Linked DNA regions of Homo sapiens: region 1 is linked to region 2. The links are chromatin contacts, found by Hi-C or POLR2A ChIA-PET in ENCODE. All regions are on one chromosome and are shown on one strand. The core of a region is the stretch at or near the end of the contact, and the rest is flanking DNA. Distances in the headings are between cores, read along the strand shown. Region 1 overlaps PPP2R5C (protein phosphatase 2 regulatory subunit B'gamma). Region 2 holds the start of WARS1 (tryptophanyl-tRNA synthetase 1).

What was found. A loop is a pair of places that touch in the nucleus more often than their neighbours do. ChIA-PET counts read pairs that join two places held with the same protein, here RNA polymerase II (POLR2A). Pooled maps may share reads with other maps.
Region 1: a map with no recorded cell type shows a loop between it and region 2 (13-fold over the local background). The contact joins the enhancer-like site here to the promoter of WARS1 in region 2. A Hi-C loop is called at or near these places in 4 of 37 single-sample maps with no recorded cell type and 9 of 50 pooled maps. POLR2A ChIA-PET finds 5 or more read pairs at or near these places in 1 of 52 experiments (endothelial cell of umbilical vein).

What each region holds. Positions count from the first base shown.
Region 1 is chr14:101,875,435-101,878,134 of GRCh38, reverse strand. The region is part of intron 4 of PPP2R5C (protein phosphatase 2 regulatory subunit B'gamma); the gene reads right to left. Among named protein-coding and RNA genes, the nearest start is that of DYNC1H1, 88 kb to the left of the region's middle. RefSeq lists an enhancer at 1,645-1,714 and a silencer at 2,035-2,104. Within about 2 kb of position 1,399, at least 18 of the 41 ENCODE cell types and tissues checked have a DNase peak (open chromatin) inside an H3K27ac peak, as active enhancers do.
Region 2 is chr14:100,374,097-100,376,796 of GRCh38, reverse strand. It overlaps WARS1 (tryptophanyl-tRNA synthetase 1), which reads left to right and starts at 1,450. Exons shown (of 11, transcript NM_004184.4): 1 at 1,450-1,514. WDR25 (WD repeat domain 25) reads right to left here and starts at 312. Exons shown (of 7, transcript NM_001161476.3): 1 at 302-312. RefSeq lists silencers at 179-228, 419-478 and enhancers at 989-1,348, 1,359-1,498.

The sequences.
Region 1 (2,700 bases), core at 150-2,649, 1.5 Mb before region 2:
CTCACACTCGCCTTCTCTGCACTTGCTCGGAGCAAAGGCCATGGGAGGGCACAGTGGCCGTCTGCAAGCCAGAAAAGGCCCTCAGCAGGGAACAAACCCTGCTACACCCTTGAGTTTAGACTTTCCAGCCTCTAGAATGGAGAGAAGACACATTTCTGTGGTTTAAGCCACCAGCCTGTGGTATTTTCTTACGGCAGCCTGAGCAGACTGATACAGCGTCCTTGACTGATGACCGACCTAGGTCCGGGAAGGTTCATTCCAGGCCAATTCTGATTGATTGAAAGTCATTTCTCATGTGTAAGGAAAAAAACTTGCACTCCTAACTTCTACACACCTTTCTTACCACATTACATTGCATTAATTTAGTGCATATCTCTAGAAAAGGTTAAGTAAAAAGTAATACTGGGGCGGGGGGAAGGAACAGAGGGCCAACGGTCTATCACCTCAAATTCTTCTTGGGTTTCTGACCTAGCAACATTTCTTAACACAAAAGCTGCAGGGGCGAATCAGGGGCAGGAGCCCCAGGTACAGAAACCTGGGGTGCTGATGTCTGTGTGCAAATGTCACTGCCATGCTACCTGGATGCATGGATCCGGTCTGAGGAAACAGAGAAGACATCAACGTTATGCAGTGAACACCAAAGAAGCTCTGAGGTCTAAGGAGTCCCGGGTCTTCTGGGCAGCACACAGGGTCACTGTGATCTCTCAAATGAGACCTACGGATCCAGCGCACACCCAGAGGCACAGACGCAGAATCACGCTGCCCAACAAAGGCAGCACAGCCTCATGGAAACAGTCTCTCTACACCCTCTTCCCACCTAGAAGAAGGACCTCAGACCAAACAGCCTGCCTGAGCCTCAATTTTCTCCTCCATTGGAAAGGGTAAAGGCCAGGCGCGGTGACTCATGCCTGTAATCCCAGCACTTTGGGAGGCCGAGGCGGGTGGATCACTTGAGGTCAAGAGTTCAAGAGCAGCCTAGCCAACATGGTGAAACCCCATCTCCACTAAAAATACAAAACTTAGCTGGGTGTGGTGGTGGGTGCCTGTAATCCCAGCTACTCGGGAGGCTGAGGCAGGAGAATCACTTGAATCTGGGAGGTGGAAGTTGCAGTGAACCGAGATTGCACCACTGCACTCCAGCCTGGGCAATAGAGTGAGACTCCATCTCAAAAAAAAAAAAAAAAAAAAAAAAAAGCGTAAATCCTTTTTTTATTTTTTGCATTGGGCTGTGGTGAGAATCACAGAAAACACATGCAACAGCACTTACTAAATGGGAAAACATTATGCACGAACAGTTAGCATTACACAGCACTTCCCAAACGTTTCTGACTGTTTGACCTCCACATGAAAATAATGGCACGCACGTGAGTGCATACGTATGTCTGCATGTGATTCACACGGCCCCATCTGTGCCAGGACCGTCTCTGGTTAATATCAGGAAGCACCTGCTTCTGCTGCCTCCCTGACACTTCCACTTTCAGTACTTACATCAGTCCTGCAGATGTTCTCCAAATTGCTAAATTTATTAAATTAGATGTAAACTAGAATGGCCCAAGAAGCAACTTTACGGAAAATTCTTACAATTCAGCAATATCATGCAGCCTTTCTGTATGTGTTATCATTCATTACCAATGAGTGAATATTTATGCCGTAACATAACTGCAGCAGTGTAACATATAAAAATTTTAAGACATGAAGGGATACATTAAAAAAAAAAACCGCTGACAGTCTAACTTTAGAGGCAACAGGAAAGAAAGGTTTGATTATTTACAGTTCTCTGTTCAAAACCACAAGGGTTATTCTGTTATTTATTCTCTGTTTTATTCATGTCAACAGGATTTATAACAGATGAATCCATCAAAGGCCAAATTACAGTTACTGCAGAACACTTCCTCCTGTGATGGAACTGTTAGGTTCTACGAGTCATATTGCTAAGAGATACATTTCTGGGAAGGGCAGAAAGTGTTAAGCCCCTTCGCAATATATATATATTTAAGTACAAAATTGTCATTTGTTTGCAAATGATATAGCTGGAAAACAGAAGCAACAGACAGACCATCACAACTAGACTACCACATGCAAATATCAAAAATATGAAACCAACAGCAACCACCTTTCCACTAACAATTAAGCAAATACAAAAAAGAAACAGAGACGAAGACTCCAGCTACCCAGACACAAAAACTACAAAGTGCCTGGGAATTACTGACCTAGTTACAAGGCCTTGATGGAGAAAGCAGAAAACTCTAATAAAAGGCACTGAAGAATGCCCGAAAAAACGGAGGAACCTTTGATGTGGAATGAGATCATATTACAAAGATGGAACTTCGCAGAGCAATGTATAAAGCAGACACAATCTTAAACTGAATTTTTGATGAACTCAATGAACTTAACCTAAAATTTAGGTAGAATAGTAAAAATCGTAGTAGCAGTCTTAAAGGGAGATACTACCCCTTTCCCCATTTGTAAAGTGAGTTTGAATCTGCTTTCATGGCACCAGAACTCAGCTATCATCTAGAGAACATAAATGCACAGCAATCCCAGCACCTACCACTGTGCCTGGCACCTAGGAGGTCCTCAAACACTTGCTGAGAGTAAATGGATCCTGGGAAAAGCACGCATCAGTCACCTTATTAACTGCAACACCAATTAATTACCTGGAAACTGTGAAAAATGTCTCATTAAACCTTTACGTCTCAG
Region 2 (2,700 bases), core at 201-2,700:
CTATGCTGGGTCTGGTGTGGGTGGAAATCAAACACAAAACACAGATCCCCCCGGAGGCCCCAGAGCGATGAAAGCAACAAACAAGATACGACCAGAGATGGGTTTTGAAGGATGAATAGGAGTTAGCTGAGCTGTCAATAGTAAGAAGTAAGGTTGGTCCAAGGCACAGCGCTTTCTGAAGGAACAGGAAGTGAAAGGAAGGCGAGCGGCTATGAGAGACCGCGTTAAGCGGCACGGGGCGCTTTAGGCGCTGCCCAGTCCCGGCCCCTCCAGCCCGGGGCCCGCCGCTCACCACACGCACCGGAAGCGCTCGGTTCTCCCGGAGGCAGACCGGCCAGCACACTACCATCCAGTCACGTTCCGACGCGACGCCGCGGCCGCCAGCCAATCAGTGGCGGCCTCTGCCCCGCCCCCGCGCGAACAGCCAATGACGGCGCCGTCGGGCCGGAAGTTGTTCCGTCCGGACGGCGTTTCCACGGACGCCCAGGAGACAGCCGGTTGCTGAGCCGGGAGCGCTGACTGGCCCGGCTGGGCAGGGTAAGCGAGGGGAGTAAGGCCGGGGCGGAGTGAGGAAACAAGGGAGGGAGTGATGGAGGGACGCTGGCGCGGCGCCCAGTGGCCTGGCCCTCCCGGGAGTATCCTTAGAGCCCGGCTTGCTGCCCGCCGCGTTCTGGCACTGTGAGGCGCGGAGCCTGCCACCGACCCCTCGCCCCTTTCCTCTGAGCGCCGCCGACCCACCCCGTCTCCCTTTCCCACTGGCACCCTTCATCGTCTCCGCCTGTTCGCTTTTCCCGAGGAGAGAGGCCCCCATTTTTATTTAGCGCCTGCCATGTGCCAGAGGCTTTGCGTAGTGTTGCACTTAGTCCCCTCAACGGTAATGTTAGCAGGCTTCTCCATGCCCATTCCACAGATGAGGAAACCGAAGGGGAAGCAGAAAAGTAATGCGACCCTTGCCCAAGGTTTCGAATAAGTCCAAGCTGGGATTGAAACCCAGGCGTCTGTGACCCCAGAACTCCTGATCTTTCCACTGCACTGTGCCGCCTCGGTGAACAGATGCGGGGAATTTACAGTTTCTCTTTCCACCGCCCACGACTACACAAAATCAGTCACACTGACGCTGAGGGTGGGGAACGGGAAGAGGGTGGGGAGGTTATTTGGAGGCCAGCGGGGGGTGAGGGGTGGCTGATGCAATGACCAGCTAATGGCTCGATTCTCAAGAGGGTTTCATTGGTCTCAACCTGGCCCCCCAGGCAACCCACCCCTGATTGGACAGTCTCATCAAGAAGGTTGGTCAAGAGCTCAAGTGTTTCTGAGAATCTGGGTGATTTATAAGAAACCCTTAGCTGAATGCAGGGTGGGGAGAACGAAAGACAAAAGCATCTTTTTTCAGAAGGGAAACTGAAAGAAAGAGGGGAAGAGTATTAAAGACCATTTCTGGCTGGGCAGGGCACTCTCAGCAGCTCAACTGCCCAGCGTGACCAGTGGCCACCTCTGCAGTGTCTTCCACAACCTGGGTATGTATTGCCATCTTTGCCAGGCTTAGAGCTTGTTCGTGTTTTTAGCAAAGTGCTGAAAACCTTGGTTTAGGGGGTCAGGACTTGTGTCTTAGGATTAGGGTGTTATGCATTTTACTTCTTCCATTGACCCAAAGTTCAGGTGATTCACTGCTCCCATAGGGAACAGAGATCCTGGCTGAGCAGTCGCGGGCTTGGATCCGTAGCTTGCCTCTCAGCACCGTCATGCTGTCTGTCATAATTTTCACTGATGCACCCTCCTTCTGTGCTCAACATCAGAACGTATTGTCATTCTTATTGTGACACCCAAAAGTGTCTCGTGCCTGGCTTCATAGAAATTAATGTCTTTGCCTTTTAAGATAATGTTCATGCTGTTATTTGGCGGGGAAAGCAATCTTTCTTTTAGTGTTTAAAAAAAATGGAACATGATGGGTCCCAAAAGGTGTCAAGAAATCCTTGCTCTAAAGAAGTCATTTTCTTGTCCTCTGGGAACTTGCCAGTCCAAAGGTATTGTCACCTACACTCTGGGGCCAAGATAGAAAGGATGGTATTCTACCTCCTGGTGGTATTCCAGGGATCCAGAAACACTCCTGGGCCACATTCTCTTCTCACCTGCTCCAGAATTGGCTGTCTTGATGCCACCCTTCCCCAGATTGCAGAATCAGCGTGCCCTGATCTCTGTGAGATGATTTTGATGCAACCCAAGTCTTTATCATGTTGTTCTGTTAAACAATTCTATAGTCCTTTCCACTCCTCATCCCAATACAATACCCAGTTTCTTTAAGTGCCTATTATGCTCCTCCACCACAGTGGAAACTTTCAGAATGAGCACAAGATTCAAGTTCTTGAAAAGGGGGAACTGGGGGTTAATTTTCAAGAGGCTTTTTAGCTTTCTCCTTGAAGGTCTGCTGTGATCTGCTGTGGAGTAGGCAGTTTTGCTCTTTACACGCCCAGTACTTTTGTTTAGGGAAGATAATAGAGTACTTCACTGGTTATAACTGCATTTCTTTGTTTCAGAGTGTACTATTTGTTAAACAGGTGAATCTACTTCTCTTAACAAAGTCTCAATGTCCTATTTGCAATTTATGTGGTAAACACTGAAGACAATGGTCCTTAACCTTTTGGCATCTCAGCCTCCTTTCGAAAGGTAAGAAAGCCAGGAGACTGCTCAAAACCATGTACATAC